Linked DNA regions of Mus musculus: all the other regions are linked to region 6. A link is a loop called in an ENCODE intact Hi-C map of the cell type or tissue named here. Cell type or tissue: heart. All regions are shown on one strand. Links, peaks and the distances in the headings refer to the core of each region. The heading gives the core; the rest is flanking DNA.

Evidence for each region. A loop is a pair of places that touch in the nucleus more often than their neighbours do. Peaks named below come from ENCODE experiments on the same cell type or tissue, not always from the same donor. Only the 100,000 strongest peaks of a DNase experiment are listed, where the experiment ranks them.
Region 1: it touches region 6 in a loop (2.8-fold over the local background); 2 of 42 quality-filtered maps call a loop at or near these places.
Region 2: it touches region 6 in a loop (7-fold over the local background); 24 of 42 quality-filtered maps call a loop at or near these places.
Region 3: a loop joins it to region 6, with 2.0 times the contacts of the local background. A loop is called at or near these places in 4 of 42 quality-filtered maps.
Region 4: a loop joins it to region 6, with 11 times the contacts of the local background. A loop is called at or near these places in 7 of 42 quality-filtered maps.
Region 5: it touches region 6 in a loop (2.8-fold over the local background); 16 of 42 quality-filtered maps call a loop at or near these places.

What each region holds. Positions count from the first base shown.
Region 1 is chr15:25,785,613-25,790,851 of GRCm38, reverse strand. Myo10 (myosin X) reads right to left here. Exons shown (of 41, transcript NM_019472.2): 27 at 4,806-5,049. Among named protein-coding and RNA genes, the nearest start is that of Retreg1, 55 kb to the left of the region's middle. In heart, for the core only: no CTCF peak of the experiment used is centred there; no DNase peak of the experiment used is centred there.
Region 2 is chr15:25,438,137-25,443,375 of GRCm38, reverse strand. All of the region lies in intron 1 of Gm48957 (predicted gene, 48957), which reads right to left. Among named protein-coding and RNA genes, the nearest start is that of Gm48957, 27 kb to the right of the region's middle. In heart, for the core only: a CTCF peak has its summit at 2,215 (motif pointing left); DNase peaks (open chromatin) are centred at 1,685 and 1,925; H3K4me3 peaks cover 800 bases; H3K27me3 peaks cover 1,553 bases.
Region 3 is chr15:25,534,429-25,539,667 of GRCm38, reverse strand. No RefSeq gene overlaps it. Among named protein-coding and RNA genes, the nearest start is that of Myo10, 86 kb to the left of the region's middle. In heart, for the core only: no CTCF peak of the experiment used is centred there; no DNase peak of the experiment used is centred there.
Region 4 is chr15:25,483,970-25,489,208 of GRCm38, reverse strand. No RefSeq gene overlaps it. Among named protein-coding and RNA genes, the nearest start is that of Gm48957, 72 kb to the right of the region's middle. In heart, for the core only: a CTCF peak has its summit at 2,830 (motif pointing left); no DNase peak of the experiment used is centred there.
Region 5 is chr15:25,714,312-25,719,550 of GRCm38, reverse strand. All of the region lies in intron 4 of Myo10 (myosin X), which reads right to left. Among named protein-coding and RNA genes, the nearest start is that of Myo10, 94 kb to the right of the region's middle. In heart, for the core only: CTCF peaks have their summits at 1,254 and 2,325 (motif pointing right); no DNase peak of the experiment used is centred there.
Region 6 is chr15:25,621,399-25,626,637 of GRCm38, reverse strand. Myo10 (myosin X) reads right to left here and starts at 4,088. Exons shown (of 41, transcript NM_019472.2): 1 at 3,608-4,088. The coding sequence starts at 3,628. In heart, for the core only: CTCF peaks have their summits at 2,168 (motif pointing right) and 3,964; DNase peaks (open chromatin) are centred at 997, 3,417 and 4,217; H3K4me3 peaks cover 2,477 bases; H3K27ac peaks cover 1,473 bases.

The DNA.
Region 1 (5,239 bases), core at 858-4,857, 160 kb before region 6:
CAGCTCAGAGAGGTGTGTAAGCTTCAAGAAGACCTGAGACCCTCCCTCTTCTGACCTTTGTGAGTACCCACATATATGTGAACAACCCCTTCCGACACAAATACACATAAATAAAAATCCGAGTTTTAAAGGAACAACCTAAACACAGATGGATTGTAATGTGAAAATCCCGTAAGATCAGGGGACAGAGAGATGAGGGTAAAGGTGAAGGGGAGAGCCGACTCCACAGTTGCCCTCTGATTTGCACGAATGAACCATGGCACATGCACTCGCACACCAACAGTAAGACCCTAGGGAAAAGGCGGAGCCTGTGGTGCCTCCTCTGCACAGAAGAGGGTAGCCTAGTGGGTCTCACGATGGAAGCCACCCTAGTTTGCGCTCCACTGATGGGATAAACACCAGGACCAAAAGCAACCCAGGGAGGAAAGAGTTATTTGTTACACGTCCAGATCACAGTCCATCACCGGGAGAAGCCAGGGCAGGAACTGGAGCAGAGGCCATGGAGGGATGGTAGTTACTGGCTTCCTCAAAATGGCACAGTTAGCCTGCTTTCTTATGTCACCCAGGGCCACCTACTTAGGGCTCACACTCCTCACAGTGGTCTAGCCTCTCTTACATCAAGCATAAATCAAGAAAATGCCCCCACTTGGAGTGGCCTGCAGGCCAGTCTAATCAAGGCTTTGTCTCAGTTGAAGTTTCCTCTTCCCAAATGACCCTGGCTTGTGTCAAGTTGCTAAAACCCAACCAGCACAGGTCCTCGTAGGCAGAAGAACGAGCCCCAGGAATACTGGCTCTTTCCCTCTCAAGAACTCAGACCCTCCATGTATGTTAAAGGAGGCTTCAGACTCCATGACCAGCCTCACAGCTCTGAACCTCAAAATCCCAGAAATGCTCAGAAACAAAGGCAGGGCTAAAGGAGCGAATACGCTTCTCTGAAGTGAAGAGGGCGGTGCTGTTGATGGGGCTCCAGTATAGCTGGGTTCCAGTTCAGGACTTCCCCCAAATGGTGACTAAAACAATAAAGCCAAGGCCTTCTGTTGAGAGAGCCTCGATCTAAAGAGAGCAGAGGGCATCTCGTCATGTTAGGAAACAAGCTCTCAGAGATGGCTGCATGGACAGGAAACAGATCGAGGATTACGTGGCCTGTCGAATTCTGCCGGTCCAGATGTGGGGCTACTGTGGGAATCCAGCAGAGCTGCAGTGCCTGGAATACCCTGTTAAACCCACATGTGCAGGAAGATACTTGGGAAAACAAAAACAGTGGTCAGTGCCCGATGATGCAAAGAAATCCACTGATTTCCTGGAACCAGAGGACGAACGGAAGGCAAGCATTCAGCCTGACTATACTATACAAAGAGTACCTCGGGGTAACCACGGGCGGTAACCATTAGGAAATGTTTTCTTTATAGAAACACTTTAGGCAATAGGAGAGTCCAACAACAGCAGACTCAAAGTACTCAGCAGAAAGAATGACTCCTAAACTGAGATACTGGGAAGGGAAGGAACAGGCTCAGCCAAGCAGTCGCGCGTAACCAGTGATGCCTAGAAACCCGGGAAAGAGTCTTTGACTCCAGCTGCACATGAAAGACAGGACAGAGGTGATGGGAATCTATAAGCCTGAAGATGTGTGATCTTACGTCAACCAGACATGTCCAACCCACGGGCAGGGCCCCATGGCCCAGGATGGCTGGGAACGTGGCCCAGATGTACTGAAAAGAGTGTGCGGTTTTGTGGGGTTTTTTTGTTTGTTTTGTTTTGTTTTCTTGGTTTTCTTTTTCTCTTATTGTACAGCTTTTGAGTGTGCACCTTGCGACAATGTTGTGCTGCAGCATCAAAAGGCTGGGCACAGGCCTTACTGGATTCTGATTAAAAGAAAGAGTCTACATAAGCAAGAAAACCAACAGAGTAGTCTCTGCTGCGCCGATGAGGCAACTGTAGGAAACATGGCAGGAATCTATGGTAGGCGGTGACACTCTCAATCTGGTGAGAATGGATTGTGTTCCCCAAAGCGTCCCTAAGAGCATACTAACATATTTACAAGAAACGATGCCAGCAACTTGCTTCAGCAAAATGCACTTGGTCAGAACAGGTCAGTGGTTGCTCTGCATGGCTGGAGAGTCACTGAAGCAAGGTAAGGACGTGAATTTTGTTTTCCCCTATTCTTGTGTGCACTGAATGGTTTTGCGTGTCAAGCTGACACAAGCTAGAGTCATCACAGAGGAAGGAGCCTCTGTTGAGAAAATGCCTCCATGAGATCCAGCTGTAAGGCATTTTCCCAATCAGTGATCAACGGGGGAAGACCCAGCCCATGGTGGTTGGTTCCATCCCTTAGCTGGTGGTCCTGGGTTCTATAAAAAAGCAGGCTGAACAAGCTTGTAAGCAGCAGCCCTCCATGGCCTCTGCATCGGCTCCTGGCCCCAGGTTCCTGCCCTGTCTGAGCTCCTGTCCTGCCTTCCTCCATGATGGACTATGGTCTGGAAGTATAAACCAAGTAAACCCCCCCCCCCCAAGTTGGGTTTTCTAGCAACAGAAACCCTGACTAAGGAGGGGTGTGAATAGCAAAGAAGAAGGGACATGATGCTGTCCCTTGGTGTCTGAGGCTCTAGGACTCGCCTCAGACACTAATAGCAGCTACTGCAGTTCCTCACATTTGTACGTGACCCGGTACACTGCCATATCTAGGTCGACAGTAATACCCCCCTGCTGTCCCACACTGTGTCAGCAATAGCCAGGGACAAGCCTGTGTCTGCGTATTCGGGAGCCGTGCTGTGGAACTCTACAGACCCAAACGCCCTCAAATCTAATCTTGCTCCTAGTGAACCCCCATTGGACAGTCTGGAAAGACCCCAAAGTTTGCTGTCTGTTCCTTGCTATTGGTTCAAAAATCAAATACACAAACGCCTTGTTTTGCCTCTTTTTCCTTTCCACATTCCCATTAGGAATTTTCCTAAGTTGCTGACACTAGCTCATGGAGAACAATCTTCCATTGTTAAGGCCGGTTGGTGACTTCTGGGGCTAATTTCATCTCTCAAAGCTCATTTTGCCACTTTCCAAATATTTGTGGTTTCCCGGTTCTCAGCAGCATGGGGTACAGGTTATTCTTAAACAATCAGATTTTTATGCCCAGTACCTAGCTAACTGGGAAAAACAGCTGACCCTTGCCCCAGCAAATTTCTAAAAACATTAAATTTTAACAAAAACAGTGGTCCCTTGACAGTCGAGAGCCTTGCTTCTAGATGGGACTGTTGGCTGGAGAGGTTGTGTGGTATCCAAACTGCAGCTCTGTTCTTCCAGTGTGGGGGAATTGCAGGCGAGGGGTTAGGACGCACATCACAGCTAGAAGCTAGCAATTCATCTCAAAACCCGCCTGGCAACCAGCTCCCCATTCAACTGCTGTATGGCAGCCAGATCGAGGAAGAACTCGAAGGGGCCGGCCCTCCACGTCTGCCCTCCCTTTTCCCAGTTTGTTGTGATGGGCTCTCATCATATAGGTCAGGCTGCCCCCAAACTCTCCGGTAGCCCAGGCTGGCCTCAAACTTTACTTCTCCTACCTAAGCCTTCCGGAGGAGCTGAGTTTAGAGGTGTGCATTATACCTGGCTTTGTTCAAGACAACTTCCTCTGCGGGCGCTGCATTACATTTCCAGTGGGTGTATGTTCAAGGGCCTATCTGTCTACTGTGTGAGAAGGAACATCTGCGTGTAATTGCCACCGCATATAAATAAATGCATAAGTAAGAAAATAAAGTGAATTATTCCAAGACTGAGGCTTGCTTTCCAGTTCTTTCACAACTCAACCTAGTGAAAGTGAACTGTCAAGACTGTCTGAGTATCTCTACCAGTCTACTGCAGCCAAGAACTCTCGGGCTAGTGAGATAGTTGAGTCTGTAAAGTAATTGATATGCAAGGTGCTCTCGGACCTAGGTCCAAGCTGCAGAACCTACTTTAAAATCTGGGTGTGACGGGAAGAGGCGCGTAGACCAGACCCAACTGCACTTGGCGTTGAGACCTCACCTGTGCTACTATCTACACATACCCCTCTCCTTATAATGCCTCTAGCAACCTCTTGGTAACTCAGGACACTCCTGCCTGCCTTGAACCACATGCATACCTACCTACTCTAAACACTGAAATAAATGTCCCCTCCCCTTACCTACCACCAAATGAGAACAGTCTCTAGTTCATCATACTCCAGTTACAGCCAGGGAGAGGGGATTTAAAAGAGACTACTGGGACTGAAATTATTTTGAGTCCACGTTCCCTGTAAGTAAACACTTAGCAAGCCCCCCCTATTTAACAGCTTATGCCTATATATAATTAAAAGCCAATGCATTATGGGAAGGGTATACAGCAAAGGTTACATAACTAAAATCTGTCCATCAAAATAGAGAACCGCCCATATTACACCCCTAAGTACAGACTATTGCTCCTGTAAGTCCAATAAAAGACACCCCCAGGTGGCCTGCTGTAACCCCACAGGGGATTTCTGTGTCGGTACTTGTCTGTACCATCAATGTGCTTTTGCATAGCTTCTTCTTTTCCTTGCTAGTTGGTAAGGGAAAATAAGAACCAGCTGAGTGTGTTGGCACGTATCAGCAAGTCCAGCACTGCGGAGACAGAAGTAGGAGGATTCCCTAGGGTGTACTGGCCAGGCAGCCTAACCTATTTGGCAAGTCCCGAGCCCCAGGGACAGACCGCCTCTAAAAGGCGGCTTCTGAGGAACGCTACCCTACACTGATGTCGGCTCCCATATACACACACGCGTGCACACATCAGCTTAGTCAAGAAGCCGAGCTGCCATAACATACTTGGCGGTGCGGACTTCCACGGTGCCCTTGAGCTTCTCCTCGCTATCGTTTTCAAAGTACATCAGCTTCGACTGGCGAAGGACAAACCAGCGCTTCTTCCAGTTCCTCCGGGACAGCGTGGAGGAGCCCCCGCCTTTCTTGTGCAGCCAGCCTTGCTTGAGGGCTTCCTGCTTGGAGCGGAACCACAGGAAGGTCTCGTCCTTCAGGACACACCAGCGGCGCTTCCAGGAGTTCATTAAGCCACCTGTTTCCCCACCCCCAAGAAAGGGCAGAGAAAGGGTTACAGAGTCAATCAAGCCAAGCCACAAAATCCACAGGCCATTTTGAGCCTTGCCTCAGCGGACACGCACTCAACAGACCCTTGCCCGGTGGAGGAGGGGCTTGGGGCTTCTGCTTGGTGTGCAGAAGATGATCCGGCCCGGCTGTATCATCCA
Region 2 (5,239 bases), core at 529-4,528, 180 kb after region 6:
TAAGAGGATAGACAAACAACACCAGACAGAGGAATTTTTCAGCTTCACTGCCTCTCATGGGACCATGGTTACATCTGCCTACCGCCCATCCCCCGTCAAAGTCCTCAGGAGGCATGCTGCCATGCACAGACCATCTCCTAAAGGCAGCTGCTTATGAGCTGTCATTTGGGAACATTTATTCATTCTTTTTATTTATTAATTTATTTATCTTGAGACAGGGTTTTTCTTGGTAGCTAGTTTTGGCTGTTCTGGAACTCACTCTGTGGACCAGGCTGGCCTGGAACTCAGAGATCTGTCTGCCTCTGCTTCCAGAGTTCTGGGATTAAAGGCGTGTGCCACTACCACTGAGCCATTTATTTATTCTTATAAGTGATAATTAATAATACAGGGTAACCGAGTGAAAGAGGGAGCTGGAAATCCTTTCTTCGGAGTTCTGTAAGATGAGGACTTAAGATAGGAAATTCAACTCTTCTTTGCATCTCAGAGATGTTATCTTTATGTGCTATTTTCCTCCTTTCCTCCCCACCCCCCAGTATTTTTTTCTTATATAACATATTGAACCTGGAGTCACGTGCTTGCTAAGGAACCACTCTGCCAATGGCCTATATACAGAGTGTAAATGCTGCCCTCTTACCTTTCCCTTCTCAATGACTTAAGATTAGGAAAAAGTTACCGCAATACTTTGAGACTCGCGGGAGCACAGTGGTTTAAAACACCAGGCAGACTATGTAGCTTTTTGGTCTTTTAAGTCACACAAATGGATGCAGAAATCACCGAGAACTGTTGACTGGGAGAGGGAAGAAACAGAGAAAAGGGGAGACAAGAACAGAGAGAATGTCCCAGGACCTTGCATTAATTAAGGGTCTCTTCACAGGGTTCCTCTGTTCCATCGACTTCTTTCTGACTTTGGGGTTAGTGTCCTTAGGCTGCCAGAACAAATACCACAAGCCGGGTGACTTGGACAACAGGACCCTGTGTTCTCACAGATCCAAGGGTTAGGAGTCTGGAATCAAGGCCTGGGAAGGGACGTTTCCAGGGGCTTCCACGCAATAGCTGGTCAGCACTTTGCTCCTGACTGCTGGGCTGTCACCAGTCCTTGGCGTCTTTTGTTTTATAGATATGCCACTCCAGTCTCTGCCTTTGTTGCTCCATGGCAGGTCTCTCTGTATCTCTAAACGTCCTCTGCTCAGAAAGATGACAGTCACTCTGGACGGGGACTCTCCCTGATGGCTTCTTTTTAACTTGATTACATCTCCAAAGAACATCACACAAGATGGGGAAGGGGATCTTGACGCAGTTTGAAATGCTATCCTATCCTTAGCTCTGACCAAATGAACGGAAGGGTTCCCTTGGCCCCAGGCACTGTGAGGGTTTTCTGTGTGAAGGATGCTTCCGATGGCCGGGGTGCCCAGTGCGCACGCGCACACTGGCTGAGCTTTGTTCAAAATTTCTGTCCTGGCTTCCCTTTGCCTTGTCCCAAGCCCTCGGGTGTTCAACTCCTAGACTAGGATTTTATTTTTAGAGTAATGAATAATTTATGTTTTGAAAATGACTAATGAAAAAGCAATCAACCACTTTGGGCTGGATCAGAGTCTGAGGTTCTGGTCCCTGGCACTCGCTTCGCATCTCTCTGCTTCAGCTAGAGGGGAAGGTGTCTGCTTGACCTTTTTTTCCCTGTCACATGACGCCTTCCACAAGTAAGCTGTGTCCTCCTCAGGGAGCGCACATGCGACACATAATGAAATTAAACCTCTGCCACTCCAAATTCTCACTTTCAAGGGTCTGCCACTTGCCTACTTTTTCTTGTTTCTGGGTATCAGCAGAAGTGGGGTGGGGGGGTGGGATGAGGGCGGAGTAGCGAGGCACAGAGTAGGATTTTTTTTCGTGATATTTTGGGCTCGAAGCCTCGTGCGCATTCTTGGGCTGGTTCGGGTTTCCGGGGCACGTACACTCTGACCTTAGTTTGGGGCCAACCCTGAGCGCTTCAGTCAGCTACTTTTTAGCAACGGCGGCCAGAAAAATACTTTTTTTTTAAAAATTTATTTTCCCGTGAGTGCCTTCTGAAATTGTTTTGCTGTGCTACGTCTGAGAAACAGTAGCATTTCGTTCCCCAGAAACAGTTCCTTTTTGGCATGTTAATAAAATGACCGGTGTTACCTAAATTAGGGGTTTTGAGTTTGTTCTGGAGCTTTTTAAACTACAGCGCCCCCTAGCGGGAATTTTGTGATATTCATGCTTGTTCTGGTTGATCAGTTTTCGTCCATGCTTCCAAAAAGTTGTTGTGAAGCTACTATGAAGAACCACAGGGGTGGATATTTCATAAATAAGCCAAAAAGAAAAGGAAGTTTTATGGGTTTTAAAAAAATGTTAGCTGTTTTCTTTCATTTTACCACGTAATTAAAAAAGAGTTTCTCCTGAACCAACAACCTATATGGACAAGTGTTTGGGAAGAGACCCTTGAGTCTCTGGTATGGTACATACATGTCTCTTTAAAGGCATGTCCTTGAAACCAGAACTCAGGGGTTTTCTTGTGTAAGGGGATGGTCTAAGAGAAACATTGAGTTATAGACCTTGTTCCTTACTGGCCTTGGCTTGTCAAGGGCTCTTATGGGGTAGACTTCTGAGACCCTTGGAACCTGGGGGGCTTAGTTAATCGCCCCCTCCCCCACACAAGCACAGAGCCTTATATGAATCCCTCCAGAGAGTTGGAGTGTGTTCTACATTCAAGACCTCATAGGAAAGATCCATAGCCTCCGTGGAAGGAAATTTACAGATTCCCGGATTCATTGACTTACAGTGGGAAAGGGGATAAAATCGCTTGGCTGGAGTTTCCCGTGTTACAAAGTTAGTAATTAACCGCAGCGAGGCGAAGGACAATCAGAGGCTCACTGAGAATGTAAGAGTAGTAACAGTATGAGCCATGCAACCCCAGGCTAGGGCACAAGTCTCAGAAGGTAGATAGGGTGACCTGGGACTCCATGCATGTCACACCGGATCCTAACACTCTGAGATCCAGTAATGGATAATGTCACCTTGTCCCTTATAGGATAATGGCATTTGTGCATTTACCTGTCGTGATTTGAATGAAAGTCAGCAGTTCTCTTTTTGAGAGTCTTTGCTGGACGGGAGTCCATTGCTTTTCTGGGCAAGCCTTCTTTTCCTCAGGCTCACACTCGTTATCCCCTAGTGAAAGGTTTAATTAGGCACAGGGCACTAAGGGCTTGCTGCAAGTGTGAGGAGCTGAGGCAGGTTCCCAGAGCCCATGAAAAGTAGACTATCTGTAATTCCAGTGCTTCTAGGGCAGGATGCAAAGCTGAGACTGGAGGATTCCCAAGAGCTCACAGACGGATCCTAACACTCTGAGAAGCTGTTAGCATTTCTGGGCTCATGGCCCACCAAGCCAACCTTCTTCACACCATACATGTATCCTTATGAGGGTATCTGCCATGGATGTAGGTCTCACACAAGTGATCAGTAATTGTCCCATTGGGGAATTTCCCCATTGGCTTCTTGTTGTATGCAACAGAGAACAATGAGAGGAGACCCTGTCTCAAAGAAGGGAGGGGTCAAGGCCCACCACCGGGAATAGTCTTCTCTGACTTACACAACTACACATGCTTCCCTCCTGCACACAAGCATGCGCACACATGTCCACAAACATCGCTCATGGACATGCTTACACTCAAGATTTAAAGAAAAAGATTCTGTTGGTCTTCCTGTGGAGTCCCTGTGGGAGGGAGCCATGTGATGGGGGTGGGGGAGGACTGGGAGGAGAGGGAGGCAGATACTGGGATGCAAAGTGAATGAATGAATGAATGAATGAATGACTACCTACAAAACCCCATAAAAAAGAATGAGGTTTTATCCTAAATATACTTGTTCAGCTTTTCCGACACTTGACGGCCTTTCACATGCTTGTTTCAGGGAGGTTACAGTCCGCCATGGTCAACGCAGTACAGCTCTTGGGGTTTATATTCTTCTGTCGTGTGCGCACACAGCCGCTGTCGTGCAGCTTTTGCCTCCCGGGCTTCTGCATCAGCTTTTACTGCTGGTTTTGGATCGTGGCAATGTAGAGAGTTGAATGATGACCCCTCCTCCAAACAATTGTCCCCAACCTGATCTCCAGCATATATGGACATTTCCATATTTGCAGACATATGAGTTAAAGCTTTGGAGATGGGGAAATTACTGATCACTTGTGTGGGACCTATGTCCATGGCAGATACTCTCATAAGGACATATGTATGGTGTGAAGAAGGTTGGCTTGATGGGCCATGAGCCCAGAAATGCTAACAGCTTTTCTGGAAATGCTGACGGCAGGCAGGAGCTAATAAGAAGCAAGGAGACATTTTCCCCAGCACAGCCGCACTAACACCTTGACCTATGGCCTCCAGGCCTGGAGGAAGTTACATTTTTGTTGCTTTGAGCAACTAAGTTGCAGTTACTTATTTGGGCAGCTACAGAAGGCTGGCTGGGTCCTGTTTCTCATATTTCCTGATATAAGACAGCCAGTCATGGTTTGCTTAGTTAATGTTACTTCCAACTACCAACATTAGAAAATTAGTGTCTCTGTGTGTGTGTGTGAGAGAGGGGGGGGGCAGAGAGAGAGAGAGACAGAGACAGACAGAGAGATACCAGGGAGGAAGGGAAAGAGAGGGGGGTGAAAGTTAGAGGAGCTTGCAGGAATCTGGTCTTTTGCTCCACATGTGGGTCCCAGGCCAGGGATGGAGCTCTTGTTGTAACACTTGGTGGTGGCAAGTGCCTTGACCCACTGCACCATCTTGCTGCCCCAAGCCTTTCGCCTGACATCTTGACTCACCCACCTCATTCAGGCTGAGTGCATTTTATTTGTGGCGTTTTTATCTGCTCACTGCATTATATTTGTGGCGTTCTAGTCACATGATGGGCTGGCTCGACAACTACCTCTGCCAATCTTTGTCTAGCACTGGAGATCTGTGGGTTTTTATCAGCCCGCTGAAAAGAAATGGATTTATTTTAGCACATCACACATTCTGGAAGAAAATGTTAGGAAAGGTAGAGAATGGAACAGTTTGACATCTTAGAAGGAACGAGAGTCATGTGGTGCTTTTAAGCAATGGCACAGAAAGATATACCTTCTCAAAGCTGTTTATATTACATACTTTATATCCAGTCTACAACCACTAATGATGTTTTGTAAGGTCCCATTGTACAGTTCTCATTTTTGAAGTAAGATGTGGGGCAAGGACTGACAGAAGAC
Region 3 (5,239 bases), core at 423-4,422, 87 kb after region 6:
TGACACGGACATATCTGTGTGAACTACGTACACGTATGGTGTTACACTGAGCATGCTTTACTGAGAAAGCGGGGCGAGCTTCGAGAACCACTCCACTTAGTTCTTCATGCCGGGAGGCTTCTCAGGTGTCAGCTGGAACATGGTGACAAGGCCAGTTGGAGGGAGTGTTTATGCTTTTGGGTTCAAGACAGGCAGATTCTCAGCAACCTGGAACCAGCTGCTGTTCAGAACAGCAGATTTACTCAATGGCCACATTATAGTGAACTGATGCAGAGACTAGCATCTGTCCCCCTCGTTAGTATTAGTAGTGATTCCCACGTTGAGAAAAACCTCTGGAATTTCCTAATGTAAGGAACACCCTTGTGAAAATCTCTCTCTCTGCAATCCCACCTACAAGGCTGGGCTGGGAAGAGGCCGAGCCACTCCTGTCACCCTCCTTTGAAATCTGATACTCACCTTTTGCTCCTTATAGGAACCACTGGTGCATTTAGAATTCTATGCTCCCATCTTTTTCCGTTACAAGGGCAAGTTCATTAAATTAAAAGTCCTGTGTATGCTGGAGACTTTTATGACAGCAGAAGTTAAGTGGGCAAGATGATATTGACCCAGTTACGCTGGTTATATCTCCTTAAACAGTCTGCTGATGCACCTTCTCTCACTTGAGCTGATCATTTCTAGAAAGTGGTACATGCAATATGTTGTCAGTGGCAATAGCGTTAAGAATTTAGAAGAAATTCAGCTGAAATGAAATTAATTTGTGTGGAATGTCTGCAGTTCTGAACTAGATACAAGGAATAATGAGCAGAAAAAGCTGTAGAAGCCGGGCAGTGGTGGTGCACACCTTTAATCCCAGCACTTGGGAGGCAGAGACAGGTGGATTTTTGAGCTCAAGGCTAGCCTGGTCTACAGAGTGAGTTCCAGGACAGTCAAGGCTACACAGAGAAACCCTGTTTTAAAACAAACAAACAAACAAACAAACAAACACAAAAAAGGCTGCAGAAAGAATTAAATGGGGTGTGTATGTGCACATGTGTGCATGTGTGTGTATGTGAGTATACGTGTGTGTGTATGTATGTATGTGTAGGTGTGTATGTATATGTGTGTATATATAGGTATGTTTATGAGTGTATGCATGTGTCTCTGTATGCATGAATGTGTATGTGTCTATATGTGTATGTATGTGTTTCTGTGTGTGTGTATGTCTCTATATGTGCATGTATATATATATATGTGTGTGTGTAAATTTGTCTATATGTCGTGTATGTGTGTGTGAATGTGTATATGTGTTTGTGTGTATTTGTATGTCCCTATATGTGCATGTATATGTGTGTATATGTGTGTGTATGTGCCTATACGTATGTGTGTGTGAATGTGTATGTATGTGTTTTTGTGTGTCTGTGTATATATGTGTGAGTGTATGTCTCTGTATTGAATGTATGTGTTTATGTGTGTGTGTGCTCTAAACACCATTTTTGTGGGTAGTGTAGGTTGTATTGTCCAGCCCTGGATTTGAGTTTAGTTTAGATTAGATTAATTAAATGCAGTAGTAATATTTGGCTAAGTCTTGAATAGGAGAGAGAGTAACATTTCATAGTCCCCAAAGTCTCGGTTTAGAAGAGATGAAGCAAGGCACATTTCCTTGTCCCTGTACTGAGCCAGAAAAAAAGGGACCGTGGTGACAGTTCCATGAAGAACTTGAGGGTCACAGGGCTTTCATCTGTCTCCAGAGATCCTTGCAGATTGCTGTGAAGTTCCCACACATCTTTCGTAGGATGGAAAACCCTCAACTAGGCTGACCTTGTGTTGCCTAGCAGGGAGACAGAAACCCCGAAAGAAGTGAAAAAGAAAACACTTGTATACACACGTACGCATACTTTGCCATACAGTATGCTTAGGTGGCTGGGGTGATGTTTCTCCTCTGAGAAGGAGAATCCTGGAAGCTCAGCTTCCAGGACCTGGGCAAGGTAATCAACAGTCAAGTGCTACTACATAAGTCTGACTCTAGGCGAGTTCGAAGACAGCAAAGCAAACGGACCCACTGCCTGGGGGGTGGGGGGTGGGTGCGGGAACTGTTTTCTTTTTTTCTTTGAATAATTTTTAAAATTTATTTTTACTTCATAGGACCCCAGGGAACTCTGCTGCCCTGTACTGTGGTGAAGCAGAAGTCCTGCTCCATTCGAAGAGCGAAGAGCGAAAGGCAGAAGTCGGGAGGAAGCAGGCAGGGAAAGCTCCGGCTTTGCTGGGAAGTGATCTGTGCTCTTCAGTGAATCTATCACAGAGGTGTATTTCAAGATGGTGGCATTGGTGTGAGGCGGACCAGCCTGTGCTGTACGTGTTTGTTTAGGAACCCCCCCCCCCCTTCAAGGATGGCAGACGTGCGACCTGTACAAACTGCACCAAGAAAGACCCATGCATTGTAGTAAGAAACAAAACAAAACAAACACAGCAAACCAGAAGTCACAGAAACAGTTCTTGTTTTGCCAGAAGATGTCACCAAGGCAGCGGTGGAGAGGTACCCCGGAGGACCAACCGCTTCCGTGCGGAGTAATAAATAATGTAACTATTTTGGTAGACAGTACTGTTGTGGCTTTACTTAGAAGTCACGACAGTGGGGACTGGAGCACTTGGAATCCATCTGGTTGAATTGTCAGGAGAGAGAGAATCCTTGAGTCTGGGACAGCTAACCTTCTCTACCGCCCGGAAGCTCTGCACATGCTCCTGTTCACAGGCTCTCTGAGATAGACTAGACGGCTCAGCAAGGCTTACTTCTGCGCTGCAGTGTCCACGGAATGTCTAAGAAGGTTGCTTTGTGATATGATGAGTGGGCACTGTGGTTTCTTTCATTCTTGTCTGCCCAGGGGATGAATATAAACTCCCGCTCCTTTTCTCGGGGAGTTTTTGATGCCAAAGGAGAAGGTATACTGAAGGTAGGAGCCAGGCCTGTGCGGCTTGCTTCTCTGGCCTTCCTCTCATTGGGGGTGGTCCGACTGGGCTGCCAACCACGTGACAACCAAGGCGAAGCTTCTACATGCTCTCTGGCAGCACCCCAGAGGAGGTTCCAGGAATCCTTTGTCTCATGTATCTTGCCAATTCTGAAACTTTTTGCTGACCAAGGCGTCTGTGTATTTTTAGCACTCCTGAAGCGCAGACTCCATTTAATGCAGGATCAATTACAGAGCAATAAAGTCCAATAGAGTATGCACAAAACAATAGCGGTTGCTCCTCTGATGCTCCGCCTGCCCATCTGAGCATCGCCCCTCACTTCTAATCCCACCAGATAAGCACTGAAGCACTGGCCTGGGTTTTGTGTTGATCCTACCCTGCTCTCTTGTGGTTTGTTACACTGCTTTGTCTGTGTCAGAAAGCCATGTGGAGTCACACTGGGTGAGTTAATTTTTCCACTCAACAATGCTTTTGAAAGCAGTTAGTGTAGTTGTGCATAATATAGTACATTTATTTTCAAAGTTGTATAATAGTCATTGTATAGAGAACTGAATGGTACCTCTTTTGACTCTTGATTGACACTTGGATTTTTTTTAAGTGTGCTATTGATTAAAAACATTTAGGAATGTTTTCCTGGTGCACAAACACTGAGCTAGATTGTGAAGGCTCTTTGGTTTTCAGACACCTTTCACTCAGAGCACATGAGCAAGAGAGGAACGCCTCAGGACTGGAACTGTGGTGTATTTTAGCTTTTAAAATTAAGAGAGAGGGAATCTGGAGACCATCGACCCACAGACATGATGCTCTTCAGGATATATTAAATCCTGTAATAGAAAATTAGGTGTGATCTATACTTAAGGGGATTGGCAAAGAAGGCTGTTTATGATGGCTCGCACCCAGCACTCAGGAGGTTGAGGCAGGAGGATTGCGTGAGTTGAAGACCATGCTGGGTTACAAAATGGGACCCTGTTTCTGAAAAACCACACCAAAATAGAAAGACTTAAAAAAACATAAGAGTCCCTATGATTTAGTATAACAAGCCATGACAAACAATGATCAAGTCTTTCAGTGGCTGTCGGCTCTGATAGGTCTAGGGAGCACTGTTTAGTCGGTTTGCCTTGAGTATTCTATGAGGCTCTCTGTAGTTCTCAGGTCAGGGTTATAGGGAAGTGGGTGTTGGGGAAAGAAGGAGTGGGAGAAAACCCACATCTCACCAGAGTTCTGGTGCTCTGGGTGGGCAGATGTGGAAGAACTGCTGCCTGCTTTCCATGCAGCCCCATGATGGGTGTCTGGCTGTGTGAAGCCACTAAACCCAAGCTCAGTGGGTGGTGGACAAGGGGCAGTCCTAGGTACCAGGTTCTCAGACTTGGGCATCTCATGCTGGACACCTCAGAAGAGCTGCGAACAGAATGGGGGCCCCAGGGGCAGCTCAGTCAGCAACTGGGCCAAAGGGAGGAGAGGCAAGGGGGGGGGGCGCTAGATGGTTCTCACACAGGCAAGAGTTCTTGGTTCTGTCCATAGCTGAAGTGCAGAAGGCCTTCCGGCAGGAGGTTAGACATGGCTCATTAGGGGAAAGCCTATCCCATCGTTCAAGCACGGCCTTGATGAGCAAAGACAGTCTATGATTTTAGAGCTTTATTGTAGAAAGCCAGAGAGAGAGAGAAGGTACAAAGAGAAAGGCTGGCCCTGGCCACGTGGAGAGAGGGGGAAGGGAAAGAGAGAAGGAGGAATAGAGAGTAAGACAGGTGAGAGCTTAAAGAGAGTGAGGAGGGACCAAGCAGCCCCTGTTATAGTGGGCTGGGCTATCAGGTAACGGTAGGGAGGAGCATACCTGGCTATAGTCAGGTAACTGTGAAGATGGAGTCTAGCCAGAATGCCAGAAGCTTGGGACATTGACTGCATGACTGATAGACACACACCTCTCCTGCTGGGGGCTGTGGGGGTGGTAGCTTCGACAGGAGCCAGGGAACCAGGAGATATGATCTAACACCATCCATCCCATGTAAGTAGAAATCACCACCCATAGGGTCCACCGGGGTTCAAGACTTATGGTCAACTGGAGACCAGGCTGTCTGTGCGAAGCCCACTGCCCTTCAAGGGTGATTTCCAGTGGTTTCAACGATTCCCTCATATCTGCTTTTCTAAGGCACTAACAAAGTGCTTTACCTACTCTTTCCACCCTGGGATTTTGTTGGCTAGGTTCTCCACAAAGACAATATCATGAACAATAGTTGCACGGGCTGGTTTTATGTGACATAAGCTAGAGTTATCACAGAGAAAGGAGCCTCCCTTGAGG
Region 4 (5,239 bases), core at 848-4,847, 140 kb after region 6:
AGCCACATTATATCAGACTAGGGCCTCAGACCCCAGATTCTCATGTCCCAGTCTGATGTCTTTGTACAGACCCCTGCTTTTGCTGTTAGCAGCTTTGCCTCTTAAGCAATCATGCTTCTGTTTGGCCAATTGCAAGCCCACCTGAATGCACATGTTCACTTGTGACCAATAAGGTGAAAGTGGTGTTTGAAGGGAACCTGCAGCTGCCCTGCCCCCATCCCTGCTCTGCCCCATCTCCAAGTGATTTTGTCCTCTGCTTTGTCATCTCCAGAGCAGGCGACAAAGAGGCACATGTAGTTGCATTTATTGCAACTTTCTCACACGGCTCACTCTATGTCAAGGACCTGTTAGTTCTAGTTTCTTTCTAACAAATTATAGGTCATCAATATTCATTGATAAATCATATTTATGCAGATGCTCCTGTATCGCTGGCTGATCTCCAGCTCACCAGGTAGCCAAGAATGACCCTCCACTTCTGAAGTGCTGAGATTACAGGCTTGGCCATTACCCCCACTTATGCAGTGCTGAGGATTAGGTCCATGGCTGGATGAGATGTACATTCCACTCTTCCAGCCGAGCTTTGTCTGCTGAGACGATGGCCCATTGGCTGCACTGTATAGATCACTGTGATTATTTCCAGACAAACCCTCTTCCCATTGAATCTACCAGCAAACTTTGGGCTTTAACTGGGTTTGGTAATACACCTTTGTAAACCCAGGAGTTCGGGAGGATTTAGGAAACCAAGGTGTGTTAGGCCCCATTTTGGCCCTGGTTTGGGCCTTGAGGACAAACCTGAGCCTGGCTCCAGTTTCTGTGGCCTTGTGGCAAAGCCTAAGCCTGGAGTTTTGAGATCTGTCTCAGTCACTTCCATATTGGATGACTCAGCAAGACCTGTTTGGCTTTGCCTCTGCCCTGCCATTGCTGATATAAAGCTTTGCCATTGGCCCTGTCACTCATTCCATACCCTCCATCACCCTTCCCTGCCTCCTACATCATCTTACCCCACCAAAAATTCTCCCTATGTTCTTAACTTATATAAGTGAGAGGCTGATGCCATAGAGTTGAGTTCCTGCTTTAACAAGACTCCCAGCTCGGTGTGTTTCTTTTGGGCTGAAACACTCACCATCCTGCTCAGCCCTGGAGAGACCCTGGCAGAACTGGGACCTCTCTCCTCTCTCCTGGACCTACCGGCAAGGAGCCAGGAGAGGTGGAAGAGTCAAGAGAATTTAAGGCCATCTTGTATTATACAATGAATTCAGGATTGTGTGTGACCCTGTCTGAAACACAACAAAACAGAGAGAGAGAGAAAGAGAGAGGGAGAGAGAGAGAGAGAGAGAGGCAGAGAGACAGAGAGACAGAGAGACAGAGTCAGAGAGATAGTCAGAAACAGAGAGGCAGATGATATTAGTAAAACAAGATCCTAGGTGCCATCTGGGAATCGAGAAAATCTATAAATTGGTCAGTGGGTGTCTTAGGGTTTTACTGCTGTGAACAGACACCATGACCAAGGCAAGCCTTATAAGAAACAACATTTAATTGGGGCTGGCTTACAGGTTCAGAGGTTCAGTCTATTATCATCAAGGTGGGAGCATGGCAGTATCCAGCCAGGCATGGCGCAGGAGGAGCTGAGAGTTCTATGTCTTCATCCAAAGGCTGCTAGTGGAAGACTGACTTCCAGGCAACTAGGGTGAGGATCTTATGCCCACGCCCACAGTGACACACCCATTCCAACCAGGTCACACCTATTCCAACAAGGCCACACCTCCAAATGGTGCCACTCCATGGTCCAAGAATATACAAACCATCACAGTGGGTCAGGGAACTAATGGCAGTTTGTGACTGACTTGTTCCTGTGCTTAGCTCTCTTGTCTATCATGTGTAATAAAATAATAGAGAGTTGAGACCTGTGCTTTAGGAGTGGAGTGTATGGAGGTAGAACCCTAGGCAGGATTGAGAGCCCTTTGGTCAATGCTGAATACAAGACCCAGGCCTTGCTCTGCAAGGTCTCCACAGCCAACACTTCCTTGTTAGCACTGCAGAAATAGGACTTGCAAACCTTCTTCGTTTTTTAAATTTGAAGGCAGGATTATCTGTATCCCAGGCTATGGTCAAGGACAGCCTTGAACTTGTGATCCTCCCATGCACCTCCACGTCCCAGTTTTTTTTTTTTTGTTTTGTTTTGTTTTTTTTTGTGCTAGAGATGTAGAGCTGGAAGCCAGGACTCCATGCATGCTAGGCAAGCAAACTGGTACATCTCTGACCTCCAGCCCTTCTTTCCCTAAAGCTAGGTTGCCTCTCAGGAAGAATATGAGAGTTTCTCCCTAAAGCCTCACAACAAAATGCACTGAAACCACTAAACAGAGATAGGTGTGGGGACAGAGGTGGCTTGGGAAAATTCATTTCATAGCCTGACAGAATTATCTTAAATAATAAATAAAGAGCCAATGTCTGCAGACCTCTTACTGACCTGCACAGTATTCGGATCTATATATGTATATTAATAATAAAACTGACAGAAATTAAGATGGTGCTTGGCCCTACTTCGCTTACCTACTGGGAAATGAAATTGTGTTCGTGCTTTTAAGGGGTGGCTGGTTTCCATCACGGAGAAAGCCAAACTTAAAAATAAGAAAATAACTTTAAAGTATGTATTGGCGTTTGATCAGCCAATTTCACATTTTACAAACTGTAGACTCAGCCAGATATTAGACACAGCAAGAAACCCAGAGCTTGGTTTTCAATTCATTCTTCCTTGTAAAAATGCTGTAAATTTCAAATCCATGATTACACTGTGTTATTTCACTGAGACTAGAATAAGCCCTCTGGTGGCCAGTTCAAAACTTAACAAACTGAATTTCCTGTGTCCTTCCAAGGGGTCCACTCTCTGTAGGCTAACACTTGTGGCTGTTACACCGATTTTCACCCACGTTTTACCACTTGGAAAAGAACAGTGCATATATAGTACTGTTTTCACATGTGCCCCGAAAGAATTGAATACCTCAAAGAAACATACGCTGTGTAGGCCGCAGTTTTAATAACAGGCGACTAGCTGGCCCTGTGTGTAGGTCCCTAACTGTGCCTTTCTGTGGGGTTCTGAAATTGCACACTGTGTCCTCTCACAGTGAGTATGCCACTTGGCTCTCGAAGGCTGTGGCACACACTTTGTGTACCTGAAGGCAGAAGACTCCTGGAGCTGGGGCTGGGGCTGGGGCTGGGGCTGGGGCTGGGGCTGGGGCTGGGGCTGGGGCTGGGGCTGGGGCTGGGGCTGGGGTTGGGGCTGGGGCCCTCGGATCTGAACTGCTTTAGTTCTGACCAAGTCCATCCGTTTCTTCCTACCCTCCTGCGTTGACCCTGAACTCACAGACAGATGATGGAGCAAGTTCTGTTTTTCCTTTGCCTCCCGAGAAGCCAGATCTTGCTGTCCCACTGGAGCTGCTTCTTGTATGGCTGGCTCTTCTCCGCAGCTCTCACTTCTAAAGGGTTTTTCTTTGGGGATGTACTTTTTTGTTGGTTTGTTTGTAAAGTGAAAGAATGACAGAGTCCTGGGAAACTACAAGAAACCGAAGGGAAAGGCAGATGGAGAGGTCAGTTCCCTTTCACCTGACCTTTCAGTGGTCACGCATTACATAATCAGTATACAGTCAAAGCCACGATGTGGACTTTAGTACCGTCCGAGAGAGACCGTAAGTGAGAGACCGCTGGGCTGGCTAGCTTTATGTAAACTCAATACAAGCTAGAGTCACTGGAATGGAGGGAGCCTTGGTTGAGAAAATGCTTCAATAAGACCCATCTGTTGGCAGGCCTGTAGGACGTTTTCTTAATTAGTGGTTGATGTGGGAGGGCCCAGCACATTGTGGGTGGTGCCATCCCTGGGATGGTGGTCCTGGGTTTTATAAGTAGGCTGAGAAAGCCAAGAGGAACAAGCCAGTAAGTAGCACTCTTTTATGGCCTCTGCATCAGCTCCTGCCTCCAGAATCCAGCCCTGCTTGAGTTTCTGTCCTGACTTCCTTTAACAATGGACGACCAGGTGGAAGTGTAAGCCAAATGAAGTCTTTCTGCCTCATGTTGCTTTGGTCCCGGTGTTTCATCACAGCAGTAGAAATCTTAACTAAGACAGCCGTGTTCAGCTTTCAGTACCTGACACACACTCATCTGTGTGTTTGTGAGTGTGGGGCATTCTGTATGATGTTATCACACAGGCGTGTTAGTCTCCTCTTTACCACAGTCTGTACACAACTGTGCCTCTAGCACAGGCTTTCTCATGCTACCACTGTGTACACACACCCGGCTTCCCCACGAGCCTAAGCACATGACAATCACACACGTAGTTATTTTTCCCCCTCTAATTTTGAATGTGTTGTACAAATGGAGTCACAACTTTTTGAGATGGACTTGCTTTTACCCATAATTCCTCTGACCTATCTGAGATGTTCATGGTGTGGATTTTCCATTCACCCTCTGAGAGGCGTTTACAATGCTTCCAGTGATTGGCTGCTATGGACGTTCTTGCACATGTTTTCCCTAAGTTCTTTAAGTTGCTAGAAGAATTCAAAGATTCAGTAATGCTTTTTTTGTTTTTTTAAAGGAGAGTCTATTCAGTGTTTTTCAGATGGAAGCCATATTATGTATTCTCACATAAATCTCCTTCAGGAACTTTTCATGGAAGTTCTGATACTTTGTAGTAGCAATAAGTATCATTTACTCCTGTGAATTAAGTCTTATTAAAGGACCAGTGATATCCAGCTTTTGGCCTTGTCACTGTCATCAATCCCAAAAGGCACCTTATGATCAGTGGGTTTTTTTAAAGGAGTGTTCTGACATGGGAGTGGCTGCCCACAGGTAGTGAATGAGTCTGCAGGACTTGGGGGATGTGCTATCTCTGTAATGCGCATACCAAGCTAGAGATTTTACTTTTCTTTTTTTTTTTCAAGGATGTAAGTAATGACAGAAATAATATAAAATATGTCAATGTATTTTTTTGTATTGGTTGTACATGGAAATGATTATATGTCTGTGCACATTGGGTAAAATAAGAGATACTATTAAAATTATTATTGGGGAGGCAGCAAGTGTTCTTAGTAGGTAAAAGCACTGGCCGCCACAGTTGGTTATCTGAGCTGGATTTCTGGGACCCACACGGTGGAAGGAGAGAACTACAGCTTGTCCTGTGACCTCCACACTCATACTGTAGCAGGTATATAGCCCCCCCCCCCAGTGATTTTAAAACCCCATGAATTGC
Region 5 (5,239 bases), core at 763-4,762, 93 kb before region 6:
GAGCAATGTGCTCTTTAATCAGGAAGGAGGCAGGCGAGTACCAGCAGGAGATGGTGCTAGCATGCACTGACTCTCCATGCACGGGGATGCTTGGGCTGTTAGCAGGACAGATGGGAGCTACCTGGCAGTGTTCTAGATCCATCATGTCTAAGATGATGTCTGGTCCTTACGTTCCACCTTCCTGCTTGTGAATACATTTCCTACTCAACCGCACCCCTCCAATCTGTTTCTCGCTGGGGTGGTTTTGCTGCAGGCGCTGGACAGGGCTGAGAAGCTGAGACACCGGTGAGCCAATCACCAAACCTAGGACATAGGCTCTTTGCCTTTCTGTTTGCCTCTGCTGATCAAGCATGCCCTCTATGCATCAAATTCCAAAACAACACATTTTTCTTAACATAAAAATCAGATCAAACCTAATTTCTATCATTTCCTAGTTGATAGCTAACTAAAGGAGCATCTCTAGGGTCTAAAAGATTATGTCCAAAGGGTTTTTATTTTTATTTTTTAAAGATTTATTTTATTTATATGAGTACACCAGAAGAGGGCATTACAGATGGTTGTGAGCCACCATGTGGTTGATGGGAATTGAACTCAGGACCTCTGGAAGAGCAGTCAGTGCTCTTAACCACTGAGCCATCTCTCCTGCCCATGTCCAAAGGTCTTAGCAAGTTAAAACAGTCCTCACATCATGGCTTCGGTAGTGAGCCTTTCTCCACAGATTTTGGTCCCATTCCAGACAGTCCTCACCCATACACATGTCCTTCTCCTGCTTCTGACTGTAAGTCACAGACCATGCCCTCTGTCACATGTTCTCTGTCTAACCAAACACCCAACTCTGGCTCAGTACCCAGCAAGACACACTTCAAGAAACAAAGAGGGCTGGTGAAATGGCTCAATGGTTAAGAACACTGACTGCTCTTCTGAAGGTTCTGAGTTCAAATCTCAGCAACCACATGGTGGCCCACAACCATCCGTAATGAGATCTGACGCCCTCTTCTGATGAGTCTGAAATCAGCTACAGTGTACTTACATATAATAAATTAAAAAAAAAAAAAACAAAGATCAAAAACCCAGTTACTTTTATACCATCCCATAATATAAAAGGCCCAGTTAAGAAGTGGCTCCATTTTTGACAACTCCAAACACAAAGCAAGCAAAGACCCTGAGCACTTCCTCTGATTTACTCATCCTTTGGTTGACAGTTAGTTAAGGCTGGCCGCCTACCACATATTGTCCTGGTGTGAAGCCACACAGACAAGTTAGCCTTAGCTTTTTACCCAGGACAAAAGTTATGTTTTGTTTTTTTTTTTTTTTTTTTTTTTTTTTAGATTTATTTATTTATTATATGTAAGTACATTGTAGCTGTCTTCAGACACTCCAGAAGAGGGCGCCAGATCTCGTTACGGATGGTTGTGAGCCACCATGTGGTTGCTGGGATTTGAACTCTGGACCTTCGGAAGAGCAGTCGGGTGCTCTTACCCACTGAGCCATCTCACCAGCCCCCATGTTTTTTTTTTTATTTTTTACTTTATTTTATTTTATTTTATTTTATTTTTTTAGACTGAGCTCTGTACTGGGCCCTGAAGGAAGGACTAGATTATACAAAAATGGAGTCACTCAAGCCAAGTGCTGCACAGTCAAACTGAAGCCTTGAGGAAGCACATGAACCGCAGGTCTGACGAGGTTTTCCTGAAAGCAGGAAACTCCAGTCTGTCTGGGTCAGTCTGAGAAGGAAGCTCCTCCTTCGACCCCGGCAAAGGTAGCACGGAGTCGGCCAGTCAGTGTGGGTCTCCTGTTCCATCCCCTGCTCTCATGACTTGCCCTGTTCTGCTAACTCCCAGGGAGAATCTCACTCTACTTAACGGCTTGAAGGTTCCCTCAACACCTAAACCATGACCAGGAGTCAGCAGCTCCTACAGGTACATTTGCTGTGACTTCTGTCACCTGACACTACACTGCATCTCGAGAGTTCACTCACATTCAAAAAGACCACAACAAGCTAATCTCTCCACACACACACACACACACACACACACACACACACACACACAGTGGTAGATCTCAAACATACAGACTCATACACATACATTTTAAAAATTTTAATTTTTTTTTAAAAACAGAGTTTCAGAGCAGAACAACCTTGAAACAGTACACAATGGAACCCTAAAGGCCCGGCATTGCCATGCCCAGCTGGGGATCTCAGCCAAGGCTAAACTACTTGTTTTAAAATTTACTTGATAATGTGGAGGGCTAGAAAGAGAATATTCTGTGATTTTAATGCCAAGAAGGCGAGAGACCATTGTGAGACTAGCAAGACACACAGCATCCACCAGGGGGCAGATTAGGCCCAAGGAAACCAAACAGATCCTTGTATCTAGCAACCTAGCTCTTGTTTTCTTAATTCCAATACTTTCTTTAAAGAAATGGGAGAGACGGGACAGGGAGATAGCAGGGCAGGGAAGGGGAGGAGAGGGAACAGAAGGGGAGGAGTAAAGAAAAAGTAAAAAACAAAACAAAGAAAAACAAATCTGCTGGTAAGTTCTATTGAACCAAACGGCCTGCGTGGTGTCACTGCCCAACACTGGAGAAGCAGAGGCAGGCCAAGGCTACAGAGTGAGACTGGGTTTCAAATACAAAACCACCCCACCCCACATTCTAGTGACGAGTCAATTCTTTTGCTTTTGAATGGGGTCTCACTACATAGCACTGGATGGCCCTGGTAAAACAGACTACCCTCAAACTCTAACTCTGAGATACTTGACCCTGTCTCCAAGAATACTAGGATTAAAAGTCACCGTGCCTGGGCCACAAATCCATTCACAAAGACTCTTGTGGATTCATTTAGCTACGTAAAGTTACTTTCCCTTTTTTAGTTGTTCAACACAGGGTTTCTCTGTGTAGCCCTGGCTGTCCTGGTACTTGCTCTGTAGACCAGGCTGGCCTCATCAACTCAAGAGACTCACCTGCCTTTGCCTCCCAAGTGCTAGGATTAAAGGTATGCACAACCATCACTCAGCTGGTAGCACGTTTTTATCCCAGCATTCAGTAGACTGAGATAGATATATGTATCCTGAGTTCCAGGCCAGCCTGAGCTACATGCGTAGAGCCTGACTTACAAAAGCAAAACAAACCAGCAATCTTACATGATGTTTGAGTCACAAGTCAAGTTCCCTTATTAGGCACGCTATTGCTTATCCACAGTGGGTATCCTCACTTGGACGGACTCTCAATTATCATGATCCCTGTTTGATCCACTTAACACACTGACAAGCTACTTCTGCAGCCTCACGTTAGCTTTAGCGTTGCTACAGTGACCGAGAAGAGAACAAAGTCCATCTCTCCCCGGGCTTTGGGGGAGGGGAAATCAGTTCATCCATCCATGTACATGTCATGTCTATTTGTTCAAAAGAGAAAAAGCAGGGGAACCTCCCACAAGTACAACGGCCGGATCCTGCTGTATGAAAACGGTATGGTTCCTGCGATGGTCGGTCATTAGAGCATGCTCACATCACAGGCTGCAAAAGGGTCCCATGCCTTCATGCCTGGCAGTGTATTGTTCACTGATATATTGGGCAGTAAGAACTCATCTCAGCCATCTTTGGGCATGCTCTCCCTAGCCTGGGGTCTGCGGTAGGACCTCCACTGGTACCCCTCCCCCACAGGAAGAGTCTCTCCAATCTGGGGAGAGGATGGGGGGCGGGTACAGCCTGCTCGCCTCAGATCCAGTCAGTCTCCACCACCTGGGAACTGTCCTCCGATTACCTGGTTGGGTGTCTGACCAGGTCTGTCTGTGTGACTCGGGGCTACAGTGTTGGCAAGCTTGATTGGCTTGGGGTCCAAAAATGACAGACGGCACTCTCCATCTGTCCCTGTGTCGTACTGTCACAGAACTTGAAGTCCTGTGGGTATTCATATACTGCCCTCCCCCCCAACCAAACTGTTCTTCCCATTTCCTTCCCTCTTCAAATAATAGAATTATTTTGTCACAAGTTGGGGCTAGAAAGCCTTGTAAAACAGCTGTCAAGATCATTCACAGTGGCAGTTCTGTGGCCTGTCACTCCTCAGTCACTGTCATGTCCCATGAGTGGGTGCCTGGAGGGACACGTGAATGAAGAGCTTGGATATTCCATGGAAACCTCAACACTTCATCACATCTGTGTTGGACATCATCCAGACCGGACTCGCCACTCCTGCCACAGCCTCTCAGAGCAAACAACAGGCTCCAATAGGATATATGCAGTGGGCCAATTTGCATTCATTAATAATTAACATGTAAGAAGCATATAAAAATGTACTCCAGGTCTTTTTAAAATGCCATTCTAGGTGGGAAGGGTTGTCACGGTGGGGGCTCCGGTTACTTTATTTTCCGAGTAAGTAAGAACTGGGTGATCCTGGAGGCTCAGGAAGAAGAAATGCTGTTTGAGAGAAATGTGAGCTACACAGTAAAATCCTGCCTCAAAATTAACTCAAGACAGAAAAGTATACAGACAAGTTAGACTTGGCTCCAACAGGCATGTGATATCTAACACAGTTAATTTAAATAAACATGCCCTTGTACCATTCTCTTAAGGCATGCACAGCAAGCTTTCTCTCTCCACCTAACTCATAGGTAAACTTTAGGATAGCGGTTCTCAACCTTCCCAATGCTACAACCCTCTAAAACAATTCCTCATAGTGTGGTGACCCCCTCCCCCCACCATACAATTATTTTCATTGCTACTTTGTAACTGTAATTTTGCTACTGTTATGAACTATAATGTAAATACCCATGTTTTCTGATGGTCTTAGGCAACCTCTGTGAAAGGGTCCTGTGACCCCACTCCCACTCCAAAAGAGGTCCTGACCTATGCGTTAAAAACTACTTGCTTAACGGGCATTCCCATTATTAAAAAAAAAAAAGACTCTTAAAAATATTTCTTAAAATCAGGATATTGTTAACTAAAGTGATTTCTATGTATATAGTAGATTTCTTCTACAGCACAGAAAAAAGAAGTCTTGCTCAAAACATTCAAGCATTGTGACTAACATCCTAAAATACGTAAAATATTTCAAATATCAAAGAGCCACTGAATAGACAGATTGACAGTGCTTCATCTGTGAAATGGCCAGAAGAATAATGCAAGATAATTGGGAGTAAAGAGGGAAAAATGGGAATAAATGATCGAACAAATGAATGAACGGAGGGCCTATGTAGGGCAAACCGCCAACCCACACAATCTGTCTGCAACTGAGCGCCCTC
Region 6 (5,239 bases), core at 612-4,611:
TGGTGTGTTTGTGTGTGGTATGTGTTTGTGAGTGTGTGATGTGTATGTGTTTGTATATGTGCGTGTGGTGTGTATGTGGTGTATATGTGTTTGTATATCTATGTACAGTGTGTATGTATGTTTGTGTGTCTCTGTGTAGTGTGTCTGTGTGTGTTTGCGCGTGTGGTTTTGAGTCTTTAACTCCAGACCTTTACCACTAACTTACACCTGCAGCCCTCCTCGGAACATCATTAGGGCTACATTGTAAGCCAGACTGAACCAGACTCTGAGAAAGAGGCTTATCTACCATATGTTCACTAACAAGCTGCCTCCTGAAACATTACGATCCGCTTTCTACACTTACATTTATGTATATGCAACCTCCATAGATTTAGTATGGACATGAACGTGTCCATTTATGTGGTTGTTAATCCCTGAAAGGTCTGCTACTCAGAGAGCCATTATGCCACACCTCTGCCTAAAATAAAAAGCAGAGCTGAGCTCTTTGGAAATGCTTGGCGCCCCACTGTATTCCAGACACAACCACAGGCCCTTGGCTCTGGGGATGGGAACACAGAGCCCACTTAAAACCTCAACGATTTTGCACAACAGTCTTGTCATTTCTGCAGCGGAACCTTTGCTATTCTCTCTCTCTCTCTCTCTCTCTCTCCCTCCCTCCCTCTCTCTCTCTCTCTCTCTCACTCTGTGTGTGTGTGTGTGTGTGTGTGTGTGTTTTATTGTACATAATTGCTTCTGGTTACAGACATACCTAAACCTAGTTTCTGCCTGAAGTCAACTCTTTAATAACAATGTCACAAGAAATGCAGAAAACACAAGCTTTCCTACGCATGAGCACACACAATTAACTCAAGAGAAGTCATAAAAACTTAATGAAGGCCATGAAGAAACTGAAACCTGACTGGGGAGTTTGGCACACTCCCTTTCGCCAATCCTGGAGCGAATTTTAAAGGCAGCAGTGTCAGCTGATTGGCACAAGCCCTGCAAGCTTCCCTGGCCACTGGCCCCTAACAGGATGTCTGATCCCAGTTAAACCAGGCAAGTGCAGACAAGAAGCGCACACACAGGAATTAGGACCATGAGGCAACTGCTTCTCTCAGGGCAGCTCAGCTGGGAGTTGTTTTGTGGCTGTAGTGACTTCAGTAACATCTGCACACATTCTGGGTGTTGAAAGTTGAGGGGAAGGGTACATGTCTTGAGTGAGTGAAGGTCAGAGATGTTGCTCTCTGTGCTATGGGCGTAGACAGCCCCTCCAGCAAAGAGGTACCTGGCCCCCAATGACAAAGGTGGTCTACGCAGCAGCCACACAGAATCACAAGTGTCTCCTACTTCCTTGTTATCTGACTCACACATGTAAGGCCTCACTCGGTTAATTTCTTTTTTAGTTGTTAGCATGAGTTTCAAATTGTTGGCTAACAAGCAACAGGTCGTTATCTCTAAATCACAGAGAAAAGTTAACAAAGAGCAGAACACTGCTTAGTGTTAAGGAAGGCCTAGAAGCTAGCTTGCTCCTGGATACCAATCAGTCCCTAGAAGCTAGTTGCCCTTGGACACCATGTGATTCCAGCGCTTTCCAGTCTAACTGGATAAACCTTCTCAGGACAACTGACGGTGTTCTCAGACATTAAGGTAAAAGGCTCTATGTCAGGTGTGTGTCTCCCATCACTACATCACTGTTTAGCTTTTTCACCTGCCCCGCCGCTACGTGGAGGGCAGAATGCTGACAGCTGACTAGAAATCACTATGATAACATAAACACTAGAAATCATGATGTTAACATAAACATGCCAGCAAATTAAAAGCAATATATATATATATGTGTGTGTGTGTGTATGTGTATATATGTGTATGTATGTATATGTATATGTATATGTATATGTATATGTATATCCCAGAAATACCAGCCACCGGCATCAAAGGGGAAAGGCTAGGCCTCCAGTAACACATTCTTCAACCTTGGGCTGGTAACTTACTAATCTTTGGGTTAAGATTCTTCACTAGAAAGAGGAAAAATGAAAATAGGCAACCAGTAAAGACAACTTCACTGTTATTCCAATCACGGAGATCTCCTCACAGAGAAACACAGGTGAAAAGGAGTTTTTGGAATTACTGAATAGTCCCATAACTTAGAGGGGTTAGTGCTAGGGTTAAGTTTCCGCCACTAACACTAGGGGGCAGAGTTCTACCCAAGGGGAGACTTTGGTCTTCAGGCTTAGGGAGACTGGTGGCCCTTCAACAACCACACACAAGTTTTCTAAAAGATCACCAAGTCAAGAACTATTTTCCCTAGAGACAAAACCTCATTCTTCTTATAGATAAAAGCAACTAAAAACCCAGCCTAGCGGTAATTTACTGTTGTAGACCAACTCAAAAGTCCTGCTGCCTTCATACAGGTAGGAAACAAACACCCACGAATTTAAAAAGCCATTAAGGAGTCTCTAGTTTCTATATATTTCTGAGGTCTCTATTTTCTATATATTTCCCTTCTTTTAAGTAATGGATGGTTAATGTCTTTCCAGGATGCCTTTCAGGGTGACAGAGACAAACACTTTGGTAAAAGTCAATTCGAACATTATACAATACATCACTGTGGCCATTATAAGTAGCTGTCTGAGAGTACAGTAAGTGAACGTCAGACCTTGAAACACTATAGCCAATTAACTCTGACAAAGCAAGCTAGCCAAAGCACAGGCAAATTCTCACCACTCTGATTTGCTGGAAGATTCCAAGACTGTCCTGGATTCACAAAAACCTCACCCTGACTTTTCAGCAAAAAATCTCATCAGCCTCTCTCAAAGTCAGCTAAGTTTACTCTGAGCCACTTCAAACCTCAAAACTTAAACAGAATTTATTAAATAAACACAACCAAGAAAGGAATCGGGGCCAAGAAACCAGAGCGGCTCTCCATCCCTGGGGGAAAAGGGAACTTTCAAGTCCCGTCTCAAGTAACTGTGGTGTCCCGCCCTCAAAGACCCTAAAGCGGGCATCGGTTTCATCTTCTAAAATAACCATTGTTTGCCCTAAACAAATTTTATTTAAACTCGAATTCAAGATCTGCCAAAAAAAATGGCATTAAAAACAAGATCATTCGGTCTCGTACTCTGGAATTATCTGCAAACCCGACCTGAGCAGTACTAGTAAAGTAAGGACCCCAGACTTGAAAGCCCAATGAGGCAGGGCAAGCAGTGACCGAGGACCCAGCCGGCCGGCTCACACTTCGTTAGCCGGCTCCTCTGGAAGCCACAGGAAGCCCGCACGTTCAGCAAAGGAAGTCCCAGACCTTTCTTGGAGCAAGGCACCTCCCGGCTGCGCCTTTTACCGCGTTTCCTGCACCCGAGCCGTCCGGTCCGCAGCTCTCCCCCACCCGGCGCCCGGGGACTCACCTGGCGCGGAGTGTCAGCTAGCCACCCACGCCCGGGGACATGCGAGCGCAGGACAAACTCAAACCTGCCTAGGCTTACTCATCCGAGACTCGGGGCCGGCGGAGGGAGTGGGGTTTCAGGAGATTCCCACAAAGTTTCCCCTCCTGGGGACGCGCAGGCGCTGGGGCGCGCTCGGTGTGCCGGTCCGGGTCCCGGTCTCAGCCAGGTCCTCCCCGCCACTCACTCACCTCGGGAAAGAAGCTGTCCATTGTTCCGGCGCCCGCACCTTCCCGGCACGGCTCCAGTCGCGGAAGTCAGCGCAGCGGCAGGTCCCGGGAAGCCACGCGTGTCACGGTGCGCCTCGGGGCGACTCCAGCCCGCGGAGCCGCCGCTCTGCCATCCCCCGGTCGCTGCTGCTCCTCCGCACCTTTTGTCCGCGTCTCGGACCTCCTCTGTCCCAACCACAGCCTTTGTCTCTCCTTCCTCCAAGTTCCTCACTTCTGGGCGAAGTGCTCCCGGGAGGAGAACAGCTGGTGGCACATTCTTCCCGAGCTGGGGGAGGGCCGGCAAGGGGCTGGCGACGCGCCTGCCTCCCTTGGAGCTCCGCCGGGGGCGCTCGGTCCCAGCGGGGGTGGGGTGGACGACTTCGGATCACCAGCAAACCAACAACGGTGAGCTCTCCCGCCCCAGGCGCGGCCGGCTCTCACCAGCTCTCCGGTCTCGCTTACCCTTGTGCTCGGTCCGCCCCGCCCTCAATCCCAGCCCCCAATATATAACCACGCCTCCACGAGTAAAGCCACGCCTCCTACGGACCTGGCCCCGCCCCCAGAAACTCCTCCAACCTGCGGAGACTGAGCGTCTGCTCTCAAATATACCCAAACCCCGCCTACTCGACTCCTGGTCACGCCCATTATAGCCCCGCCCACAGCCTGCTCGGGCTTCCTACATGCCGCGCCCTCTCCCAGCTACCACCCAAACCACGCCCACCGGATGCGCGGCCCCGCCCCTCGGAGCCCTGCCCTGTGCTTTCCCTGAGAGCGGCGGGTGCGCGGAGTCCCAGCTACCGCCTAGATCCACTCTGAATCCATAGAGCAGTGTGCTTCTCCTGGGTCTTCTTGCCACCGGCCTAGGCGCTATTAGATGACTTGACTCTTCCCTCTGATCGTAGATACTAGAAAGTTACCCGGGACTGAAGAGGAGGGGCCCCACGGCGGTGAATGTTAGACACCCCAAGAACCTGCTCCACGTGGATCTCATCATTGCGACTCTATCGTGCGATCCCAGGACAGGAAGCGGAAAACAGGAATCTGAACTTTTGAAAGCTGCTTTTCCTTGTTGAGTTTCTCTGCTCCAAGTGGGTTTTTTGATAGCCACAGGGAAATGTTTTGTATACTGGAAGGGGACGTGTCCTATAGCACTTGTAACTGTAACCTCTTTTTCTGGACGTAAAGGAAGTAGAGCAGATGCGAGAGAGATGGGTAATTGCTCTCGGTTCACCAGGAGTCAGTCCTGATTCTCACCGAGACAACTCCAGCTTTATTGTGGCCAGGAATCTGGGGATCCTGTAACACGGACTGGGATTCCTAAGTCTGCTTTCCTAACAGGAGTCCAGAGGGCCCTCCAAAGCTGGTGCTTGGCCCACTGCAGAAAGAACTCCCAACAGCTCAGAAGGAGTTTCCTTCTGTAGCAGTTTAGCAAGATCAGGTCACCCAAGTACTGGATCTATGAACCCTTTGAACCAACCGGCTGGGTGTTGTCAGACTCACTCCGGAACCACACAGCTGGTCCAGCAGCAGGTTGTTAACTGGCAAGCTGGGAACAACAATGAACTGACTTGAGAAGTTCTACTTAAAGGATTTGTTAACTGCCAGCCGCTTGAG